Linked DNA regions of Homo sapiens: region 2 is linked to region 1. Evidence: chromatin contacts called from ENCODE Hi-C or POLR2A ChIA-PET data. All regions are on one chromosome and are shown on one strand. Each heading gives the region's core, a stretch centred on a gene start or an enhancer-like site at or near the end of the contact. The rest is flanking DNA. Distances are from core to core; before and after follow the strand shown.

Evidence for each region. Hi-C counts contacts between places; a loop is a spot of excess contacts on that map. ChIA-PET counts read pairs that join two places held with the same protein, here RNA polymerase II (POLR2A).
Region 2: a loop to region 1 is called in a map of A673, with 5 times the contacts of the local background. The contact joins two enhancer-like sites. A Hi-C loop is called at or near these places in 2 of 168 maps with a recorded cell type or tissue (A673 and endothelial cell of hepatic sinusoid). POLR2A ChIA-PET finds 5 or more read pairs at or near these places in 2 of 52 experiments (HEK293 and naive thymus-derived CD4-positive, alpha-beta T cell).

The regions. Positions count from the first base shown.
Region 1 is chr11:122,579,714-122,585,485 of GRCh38, reverse strand. No RefSeq gene overlaps it. Among named protein-coding and RNA genes, the nearest start is that of TRK-TTT2-1, 23 kb to the right of the region's middle. Within about 2 kb of position 4,350, at least 35 of the 41 ENCODE cell types and tissues checked have a DNase peak (open chromatin) inside an H3K27ac peak, as active enhancers do; they include A673, where a contact is called at or near this core.
Region 2 is chr11:122,520,482-122,526,321 of GRCh38, reverse strand. No RefSeq gene overlaps it. Among named protein-coding and RNA genes, the nearest start is that of TRK-TTT2-1, 37 kb to the left of the region's middle. Within about 2 kb of position 1,966, at least 3 of the 41 ENCODE cell types and tissues checked have a DNase peak (open chromatin) inside an H3K27ac peak, as active enhancers do; they include A673, where a contact is called at or near this core.

The DNA of each region.
Region 1 (5,772 bases), core at 3,101-5,600:
TTTATTTGTAATAGGCAAACCTTGGAAACTACCCACATATTCTTCAACAGGTTTATAGATAAACCGTAGTGCATGCATACAATGGAATATTACTCAGCAAGAGAAAAGAATGAACTGTTGATATAGGTAACAGGTTGTTTGCCATTCTCACACTTGAAACTTAGGCCTGCTCTGTTTCCTTTCATTTGTTATTCATACAGTTTGCACAGTCTTAGATTCACTGGTGTGCATACTCCACACCTGCCTGCCTTTGCTCACGTGGTTTCTCTCTTCCACAAATGTCCTGGTCTTACAAAATAACTGCATACCTACTTATCCTGGATATAGAGACTGGTACCATTCCCTAAGGAGTTCTAAGCCATGAAGCCTGGAAAATGTGAAGACTTTCTGCCACCCACGTGAGATGGGGATAATTAGGAATGGGGAGAGGAGAGGAAATTCGTGCTTATGGGTTCAGAAGTGGACAAGGGGAAGAAGCCAAGGACAATAGGCAGGAATAGAATCCCCAAGGCAGCGTGGAAGGTTGCACATATTCTAGTGCAGTGATCAGTACCCTGCATCTGTCCTCTTCTCATCCGGGCCCTTCTGTGAAATCCTCTGTGGCTCGGGCCATCTGCTTAGTGTCTTCAGGCTTCAGATGAGTCATCTGGAGAATATGGGATTGGAACAAGATAACCTGTATGGGCCACCCCCTTCTAACGTTCAGTAGTTGTACAATTCTTTTTTTTTTTTTTTGAGATGGACTTTTGCTCTTGTCACCCAGGCTGGAGTGCAATGGCTCGATCTCGGCTCACTGCGACTTCTGCCTCCCAGGTTCAAGTGATTCTCCTACCTCAGCCTCCTGAGTAGCTGGGATTACAGCTGCCTGCTACCACGCCCAGCTAATTTTTGTATTGTTTTAGTAGAGACAGGGTTTCACCATGTTGGCCAGGCTGGTCTCAAACTCCTGACCTCAGGTGATCCACCCGCCTTGGTTTCCCAAAGTGCTGGGATTACAGGTGTGAGCCACCATGCCTGGTGGTAGTTCTACAATTGTGATGGGATTATATGACCCTAGGAAGAAGATGCTGTTATTAATCATTTTCATATTACTGTAAATTAATTCAATGAACTAGCTTTCTTGAAAACTGACATAGCCTGGTATTGAAGAAAAGTGAGTTTTGATTGGAATGCAGGAATGGAGCATGCAATTTGGAAGTATGGGGGTATTTTTTATGAAAAGATTAGACTTGAGAGGATGAAGCCCCTCAAGAGGCACTGGTGAGGTTCTAGTATCTTCATGTTAAAGATGAGAAATCAGGTCAAGAAATCTCATCATGTATAATGTCACCCAGCTATCGGGGGAGTTCATCTGAATTTGAACTCAGGATTGTCAAATTCCCCAGTTTAGAAGAGAGGTGCTCTGGGAAGCAGAAGAAAAACACAAGAGGAAGGTGTATTAGACCATTTTCACACTGATAAAGAACTGCCTGAGACTGGGTAATTTATAAAGCAAAGAGGTTTAACTGACTCATAGTTCAGCATGGCTGGGGAGGCCTCAGGAAACTTACAATCATGGTGGAAGGGAAAGGGAAGCAAGGCACCTTCTTCACAAGGCGGCAGGAAGGAGAATGAGTGCAGGAGGAACTACCAAACACTGACAAAGACATCAGATCTCATGAGAACTCACTATCACAAGAACAGCATGGGGGAAACTGCCCCCATGATCCAATTACCTCCACGTGGTCTCTCCCTTGACATGTAAGAATCATGGGGACTACAATTCAAGATGAGATTTGGTATGAGTGAACTCCCATTCACAATTGCTACAAAGAGAATAAAATACCTAGGAATACAACTTACAAGGGACGTGAAGGACCTCTTCAAGGAGAACTACAAACCACTGCTCAAAGAAATAAGAGAGGACACAAACAAATGGAAAACCATTCCATGCTCATGGATAAGAAGAATCAGTATCATGAAAATTACCATACATCCCAAAGTAATTTATAGATTCATTGCTATTCTCATCAAGCTACCATTGACTTTTTTTTTCACAGAATTAGAAAAAACTACTTTACATTTCATATGGAACCAAAAAAGAGCCCAAATAGCCAAGACAATCCTAAGCAAAAAGAACAAAGCTGGAGGCATCACCCTACCTGACTTCAAACTATACTACAAGGCTATAGTAACCAAAACAGCATGGTACTGGTACCAAAACAGATATATACATCAATGGAATAGAATAGAAGCCTCAGAAATAACACCACACATCTACAACCATCTGATCTTTGACAAACCTGACAAAAACAAGCAATGGTGAAATAATTTAATAGGTGTTTTCCCAGCACCTATTTAATAAATGGTGCTGGGAAAACTGGCTAGCTATATGCAGAAAACTGAAACTGGACCCCTTCCTTACACCTTATACAAAAGTTAACTCAAGATGGATTAAAGACTAAAATGTAAAACCTAAAACCATAAAAACCCTAGAAGAAAACCTAGGCAATACCATTCAGGACATAGGCATGGGCAAAGACTTCATGACAAAAACACCAAAAGCAATTGGAACAGAAGCCAAAATTGACATATGGGATCTAATATAACTAAAGACCTTCTGTACAGCAAAAGAAACTATTATCAGAGTGAACAGGCAACCTAGAGAATGGAAGAAAATTTTTGCAATCTATCCATCTGACAAAGGTCTAATATCCAGAATCTACAAGGAACTTAAACAAATTTACAAGAAAAAAACAAACAACCCTATCAAAAAGTGGGCAAAGATATAAATAGACAATTCTCAAAAGAAGACATTTATGCGGCCAACGAACATATGAAAAAAAGCTCATCATCACTGGTCATTTGAGAAATGTAAATTAAAACCACAATGAGATACCATCTCATGCCAGTTAGAATGGTGATCATTAAAAAGTCAGAAAACAACAGATGCTGGTGAGGATATGGAGATACAAAAATGCTTTTACACTGTTGGTGGGAGTGTAAATTAGTTCAACCATTGTGGAAGACAGTGTGGCAATTCCTCAAGGGTCTGGAACAAGGAATACCCTTTGATCCAGCAATCCCACTACTGGGTATATACCCAAAGGATTATATATCATTCTACTATAAAGACACATGCACATGTATGTTTATTGCAGCACTATTTGCAATAGCAAAGACTTGGAACCAACCCAAATGTCCATCAATGATAGACTGGATAAAGAAAATGTGGCACATATATACCATGGAATACTATACAGCCTTAAAAAAGAATGAGTTCATATCCTTTGCAGGGGCATGAATGAAGCTGGAAACCATCATTCTCAGCAAACTAACACAGGAACAGAAAACCAAACAGGGCATCTTCTGACTCATACGTGGGAGCTGAACAATGAGAATACATGGACACAAGGAGGGGAACATCACACACCCATGGCTGTCAGGAGGTGGGGGGCAAGGGGAGGGAGAGCATTAGGACAAATACCTAATGCATGCGGGGCTTAAAACCTAGATGATGGATTGATAGGTGCAGCAAACCACCATGGCACATGTATACCTATGTAACAAACCTGCATGTTCTGCACATGTATCCCAGAACTTAAAGTAAAATAAAAATAAAAAAAAGAGAGAGGTTATACATATCTCTCTGAGTGGCTGAAAAGAAAAAAAAAAAGATGAGATTTGGTTGGGGACACAAAGTCTAACCATATCAGAAGAGAAGAGGATGCTGGAGCTTAGCTCAGTTACTCTGAAAATTTCCTTAGGCCAAGCTGAGGAGGTAGGGGGAAAACAGTACCTCGATATTTCCTTTTTCTGTCCCTGGGTCCTTTCCTAGGCTTTGTGCTCCCGGCCCAGAGGCCAAGACGAGAAAGGAATGGCAGGAAGATTTGGGACTTTTTATGCAGCCAGTCAAGTAAGGTCATTATGAGTCTCTTGCCCAAATAATAGCAGGGCCCTAGGGTAATTCTTTGGTTCCTAGACGCATGAATGGTCTGCTGTATTAACCGGAGCTGGAAGATGGTAAGTTTGGAGAGCAAGTGCTCACATGCTGTGCATCCGGACAAGACTGTGCTTCCGTGACTAAGGTCTATGAATACACCGAGCACGTGGTTGGGCCTGACACCCGTGTCAGGTACTGGTAGGAGCAAGCAGTACTGTGTAATGTAGTTCTTTGAGAGGAAGATCTCAGCCACCATCAGAAGCATAAAAAGAAGGGTTTTGTTTGCATTAAGTCTGGAAAGAAACAGTTCACACCACTGGGTGGCAGTATGGCGCGCCTCTTTGTTTTTCCTGAGTGGCAATACTGTATTTTCCAGACTTACTAAGGAACCATGTTCCTCTCGGCCATATATAACTACCCTTTGCTTCCTGTCCTGCTCCCTGTGTCTCTGTCCCTACGCATTCTGAGCGTCAGCTGTGTGTGTGTGTGTGTGTGTGTGTGTGTGTGTGTGTGTGTGTGGTTGTCGTTGTCAGTGGTGATTTAGGAGAGGAATAAACATTTCCGATCAGTTCCGTCTTCTTTCCACACATTGACTTTCTGTACCTCTGAACTGCTGGGTTAGGTCCTTGTTAAATCTTTATTAATAAAGATTTATAGTGAATAATAATAATTTAAAAAAAAACCGGCAAGCCTACACACAACACTCTTGGGGAAGTTCATCTCTAGACTGAGATGTAAAATACTTCTGCTGAAAATATTCTTTGGGGGAAAAACCCTAAAGACAAGAAGGGACGTATTCTTTGAAAGATGAACTGGCGCTGCTTTCCCAGGGCAGAGGCAGAGGCGGAGGCAGCAGCAGACGGCGCCAGAAGTTACCTGCAGAGCTGCCCTGCCATCTGGTGGACAAAGGGGCACCTGCAGCTTGCAAACCGAATTGCAGGGCTCCCAAGATTTTAACATTTTAAATTTTTTCCACACCTCACCTGGATCAAGATTTTTATGAATTATTAAGCAAAACGAGAGAACTATCAAACTAGCAAGCAAAAAAGCCAATAAAATCCCTGTTATATATAAAGTTTCGGTGCCGCAAAAGAAATAGCACTCGAATATAAAATTTTCTTTTAATTCTCAGCAAGGCAAGGTACTTCTATAGAAGGGTGTGCCCTTACAGACAGAGCAATGGTGAGCGCACACTTGGACAAGGGATGGGAAGGGGTTCTTATCCCGGTCGCACGTGGCCCCTGCTGCTGTGTCCTTCCCCTATTGGCTAGGGTTAGACCGCACAGGCTAAACTAATTCCGATTGGTTAATTTAAAGAGAGTAACGGGGTGAGTGGTTTGGCGGGGAAAAAAAATGGTTATGCAGGGCGGAGAATGAGTCAGAGAGCAGCAGGTAGCAGGTAATCTGAATAAGTCAGGGTGGAGCAGGTGATCGGAATGAGTCAGGGTGGAGTAGATAATCGAAAAAGGTTGCTTTACGAGGAAGTTAAGTTTAAAAGTAGAAGGCAAAGAATTGAACATACTGACATATTGATTCTTTGAAGAGAAATTTAGAACTTATATCTAACAGCCCGAATAAATAAATAAAGACAATGCATGGTTGCCAGCTTTTTCTTTTGCTAATATTTTAAAAAATTGCATCTATGTTTGGCGTCCTCTTACCTCTAAAGGGCAATAACTTCCAAAGAGCTTGTGTATGGAAGCTCCAAAAGCGAACGAGAAAGTGTTGTTTTTTTTTCCCCCTGAGAGAGAGAAAAAAAGGACAACCCTTTTAATTGAATATTTAGCTTAATGGAATGATTATTACATCTTTCTTATTTTTATAATTCTGTTATAAAGGGGTGAAAAATT
Region 2 (5,840 bases), core at 717-3,216, 57 kb after region 1:
AAGTCATAGTGGACTCCAACGACACTTTCATGACTCTAAAAGTCCTTCCAGAAAGCTTGATTGGTTACCTGGTAGGAGACCCTGAAACTGCCTAGCTGAGGCATGAGCTGGTTCAGGGGCACATGGTCAGTCAACAGATCCACTTGGTGTCATGGGCAAATTGAGACCCAAGCTGGAAGACAGAACCAGAAATGTGAAGAGATCTGGGGGTTGAATACGGGGCATTGCAGCTGAATCTGGAGACCAGATATTTCTAAGTAGGACTGCTTCATCCTCCACAATTTTAAGAAGTGATATCTTCTGTTTCGGGTGAAAGGTTTAGTATGGATTGGACAGGGGAATAATTTCACCTGGCCAAAATCCTCAGTTGGGAGGGTTTTTTTTCTGAGGTCACATGAGGTCTTCACTGAATATCTGTGCTTCCTAGTGTCTTCCAAGGTTCCTGAGGACCTAATATTGGTTCCTACTGGTTACTTTCCTGTTCTGGGATTCCCTTATGCTGCCTTGCTTGGAAGCTGTGATAGAAAGCGAGGATTTTGAGCAAGGAGCCCTGGGCTCACCTAAGTGTCTGAGCCTCAGTTCCTCATCTGAAATGTTAGACACAATCACAGGGTGATTGTATGGAGCAGGTAGGAGTACATTTGTGAAAGTGTCTTATAAATTATGAACTACTATGTAGATAGCTCTTATTCTTACAGTTTAGAGATTCCTAGTCTTAGAGATGAGAGAAGTGAGGCCTGATAGTTTAGAAATGTCCTGGAAATGATGCCGAGCTTATAGAAATAAAAGGGGCTCCACTAATTGCCAAAGTAATGGAGCCTCAGGTTCTACCTTTACCTGGGATTGAAAGCACCTAGGGAGTGGACTAAACCATAGAGGTGAAGAGATGGAAAGAATTCTCACCAGCATTAGTCATCAACCTGGACAAATAAATGGCTGGTGGTCATCTAGAAACTTTTCATTAACAGTTTTTCCTGGATTGGTTTTAGGAATCAAAGCTTTGGCTTTGACACATTATTACACATTATTGGTGTAATAATGATCCCAACTGCAATCCTTCATATCTGCAAGGCACTTTAAAATTACCAAACACTTAGGCGTACACTATTCATCTGATTATTGCAGTACCATGGGAGGTACAGACAAGACAGATAGGTTCTTTGATGCCCAATGAATAAATTATGGGTAAGTGGTTTGTCTGAGGAGAGAAGGAATCATATACCAGGCACTACAGTACGTTCTTATGATACCCTGTGCTTTTAATCCTCTCAAGAACTCCATGAGAGGGGAGTTTAATCATGGCTTGATAGCTTAGTAATTAAATTTGCAGAGAGAGTAAGAAGTCAAATAAAGTCACACACAAGCAAGTGGCAGATGAGTGAGTGGAATGCAGGTCAGTTCTCTGACTCAAAGTCCTGTGTTATTTCCACCTTCCTCCTTAAAAAAAAGGAAAAGAAAAAGAAACTCTGTCTTACCTCCAATTGTTTCCAAATGGAAGCATATGGTTGGGCTGGTTGTTGAGTCTGAAATAAATAGCTTCTTTTAGACTGTTGAGACAGCCAAATGCTTTCAATATGCTCCCAAGGTTGGTGATTGGGTCTGAATAGAAGCCAGATGTTCTGGATTCCAGAGCTATTTCCTTGTTGCATGCTCTCCCCAACCCCCAACCCTCCATTAAATGGAGGGAAGGGAAGGTGAGATCAGACTGACTGATTTTGCTTTTTCACATCTTTCTCTTTGGAAGAAGGAGGTGAGGGAGTAGTTGAGATTGCAGTTGGGATGAAGCAGGCTGTGGGCTTGGGGTGGGATGTGGACTAGAAGAAAAATCACCAGAAAGAATGTGCAATCGCTTATTCCAGGCCTTTAGAATCCCTTTGCTGCCTGACCTTTCTGTACTCCTTCACAGTTGACAGCCCAGACTCGGCTTCCCGCTAGGAGGAAGTGCCCTGCAGTTAGTCTGCTGATTACTAAAACAGAACCATCATAGCACTTGGCAGCTCCGCTTCCTCCAAGCACTTTGGCAGATTTTTTTTTTTTTTCGATTTCTTGTTTTATTACTGTTTGTCAGACTGGGGAGCCTTTGAAGTTCTTTACAGATCTGACTTTTATCAGAGCATGTAGGAGTTGGGGGGTGGGAAATGGGTTGGATGCAACCCATCAAAATATTCTATTCTGCACCCAATGAACTCACCCCCACTACGTCTTTGTCTGAAAAGCTTTGTGACATGGTGTTTCTATACGTGGCCTGCCTTCCAGATGAGAGAGTGACATCTATTGTCGTAATATGGGGAGGAAGTTATGATTGCTTAATGATAGCATGTCGCAGCTTGTCGCTTCTTTATTTTCCTTTTAAATACTTGCTGTCACAGCAACACACAATTGGCCTTCAATCCTGGGGCTGAGGCTGGGACCTCATGTGGTACAAGGTGGTGCAAAGATGACTTATTGGTAAAGCTGGGGAAAACAAAAGTGAATACAAAATATTTCTGTATGCCTGGCTTGGTTCTCTCCTCCTCCCACCTTGATATGAGGCAGAGGACTTTTGACCATGTTGGCTGGCACTTTGTACACTGGCCTTGAAAGCACCGACACCGGCTTAAGCATGCTTGGTCTCCCAGATTCTGATGATCTTTCCTTGTCTGGTTTACTCTTAGAATCTAGAGGGCATTGTTCATGGAAACAGCAAGCAAAGGGTAAGAATGGTTCAAGTCTCTACTGGTTGCAGCAAATTTATTCATTCTGTGCTACCACTTGACTTAGCTTTCTGACAACAACAGTGACAACAAAAATCATTTCGATCCTATTTAATAATTAAATGTTAATCTCTTTTGTTCAAACGATGAAATACAAATTCCTCATGCCAACATGTAACATCTGTCTCGATCTGGTTCAGACCTACCAAAATCCACCTCCCACCACTTCAGATCCTTTGTGGTAGCCAGGCATCGTTCTTTGTTTCCTTAAATAAAATAATTTAAATTATGGCACATTTCAAACATAGGAAACAACTAGAAAACACATAGACACTTGTGAATCCATCATATAACTAGATGGGTACATTTTAAAAAATAACATTGAATGTAAAAAGAAAGTTGAAAAAAATATGTGCAGTTATATTTAAATTACTATTTAGTATTACTTATGCAAACTTTTAAGCACCCAAAGCCTTTTCTGTTTTCATCTGGCAAGTGTCTATTATCCTTTATGGCTCAGTTCAAATATCACTCCCCTCTCAAGTCTGTGACTTGTTCAGCAGAGTAACTCTTCCTCCTTTGTGACTTCCTGCCACTCATTTATACGGTTTTCCATTACTAGTTAATACTGCTGGTGTTATAATTTCTAATTTCATGATGGTCTCCTCCACTAAGCTGTGAGCTCCTTAAGGATAACGACTGAGTTGCATTTTTCTTTGTCCACTTGGGACATAAACCCATGATAATTGTCTTGCAAGTTTTGTCAGACTAAAATATCATTATATGGCACAAAACCATGATCTAACTATAGGCACACTAAAGTACAATTTAAAGTTTGATTCCCAGTCTTTTTTGTTTGTTTGAGACTGAGTTTCACTGTATCACCGAGGTTGGAGTGCAGTGTGCGATCTCGGCTCACTACAACCTCTGCCTCCTGGTTTCAAGTGATTCTCATGCCTCAGCCTCCCAAGTAGCTGGAATTACAGGTGCCTGCCACCACACCTGGCTAATTTTTTGTATTTTTAGTAGAGATGGGGTTTCACCATGTTGACCAGGCTGGTCTCGAACACCTGACCTCAAGTGGTCCTCCCGCTTCGGCCTCCCAAAGTGCTGGGATTACAGGCATGAGCCACTGCACCCAGCCAGATTCCCAGTCTTAATAGCAACAACAGCTATCTTTTACTGTTTACAAAGTGCTTTCAAATTCATTAACTCTATTTTGCTTCATTATAACTCTTTAAAGTATGTACTGAAGACAGCATTGCTATTAAATGAAAGAAGAAACTGTGATTTAGAGAAGTTAAATGACTTGTTCATTGCCACACAGCTCAGAGGTGATGGAATTATCTCACTGGCTTTAAATGAAATGCTCTTTTATTATGAGTTTTTGAATTGGTGTTAACACCACAAATCAATTCCTCCTTTTCTCTATTCCTTTCTTCTTCTACCTTCCTTCTTCTTTCTCCTCATTTTTTAATTCTTGTAACAAATGTTAATTGAATACCATCTATCTGCATTGTATTAGCTTCTGGGGATAAAATAATAATTAAAACTAGTCCTGCTTGTGGCTCCTGTGGAGATAACAGTCATCTGGAGAACTTGAAATCCTTCTAAACGATACACAGCATGCAGGCTGGTAAATGTTTGGTAACTCCTTGCAAGACTGTGTTATGCTAGAATGGTGGTAGTAAGATGAAATGTTTCCTGATGCTTTGACAGAGTTCTGAGCACTTTGAGATTCTTTCCGAAGTTAATTGGGAGGGGGGGAATTAATTCACTTTGTTTAGCTCTTAAGAGCTCTTCCCTCTGTAGTGAATTGCTTAATGGTAGAGGCTTTGATGCTGGCAGGTACTTTTAGTGGAATATGACTGCTATTGCCCTCTCTTACAACCTGCACTGTTGTGTGGGCTGAAACCAATTAGACCTAAATTAATTAGCAAGAAAATGATGGGCCCACTTGCTGAGCCATTCACAATGCCATGTGAAGAAAGAAGAACAGTGTTTGAAGGATGCTGTGTGTTTCTGCTCAACCCTAATGACTGAAGTATTTCCAAATATGGAAGTAAATTCAAGCCATTGCTGAATTAAGTGGTCCACTTTTTTTAACCCATGAAAGTCCTTTATTCAAAGGCAGGGTAGGAAACTATATAGAACTCCTTATGGGTCCTAGGACCTGTAATAAGCTATGGGATACATTTAGAAGGCACATGGAATCATTATGTAATTTGACCTCTTAAGGCTTAAAGTAGCTGAGGAAATTGATGGTTGAAAAACATACAAGGACCAATATCCCTCCTACATGAACTGTGGATAAGGAGGCTTTCTTCTGGAGGACAAACTTAGCTCTCCCTGCTCTCACTGTAAGGTCTCCTTTGCTAGGTTCTTCCTCTGCCTATTCCTTCAATGAGAATATTAATGGGGCTTAACTAACAGCCCCTCCAGGGCCATCTCATCTCCCCTGATATTAAATACCACCTTTGTGTTGATACTTCCCAGGTTAGCCCACTATCTAGATGCTCTCTTGAGCTCAGACTGCCTATAGGTCTTTTCCTTGATGTCCCATGAGCAACTTAAACAATTATCTTAGAACCTAACTTCCTCCTTCTGATTCACCAACTGGTCACTCAAACGAGAAGCTTGGGAGTCATTCTTAACCCTTTTCTCCCTCTCATTCCCCTCACTAAGGATATTGAGGAGCTCTGTTCATTTTCTATCCTAAGTATTATAATTCCCATATTCATCTTCTAATATTTCTTTCCAACATCCGTTTAGACTAGGCTCCTAATCCTCTGCCCCTCGGTGTATTCTTCTGGTCACCTGTGATGGCTCCTGGTCTTTGGTCATCCTTAAATGTTCATACTTCCTAGGCTATTGCTGCCAAGAGTCTTCTTTTGAACACTGAACTGTACCAGAGTGACCTCATCCACTTCAAGATTTCAGCTGCCATTTTTATGCTGATGGCTCCCAAATGCACGTTTCCAGCTACAAACTCTCTCCTGAGCTTCCAATCCACATATCCAGCAACTAACTGGACATCTGCATGTTGATATCCCACAATCATCTCAAACTCAGTGTCCATAAACAAGCTTATTATTTTTCTCCTAAACCTTCTCTCCTACTGTGAGTAACTGCCCCATCCATTCAGTT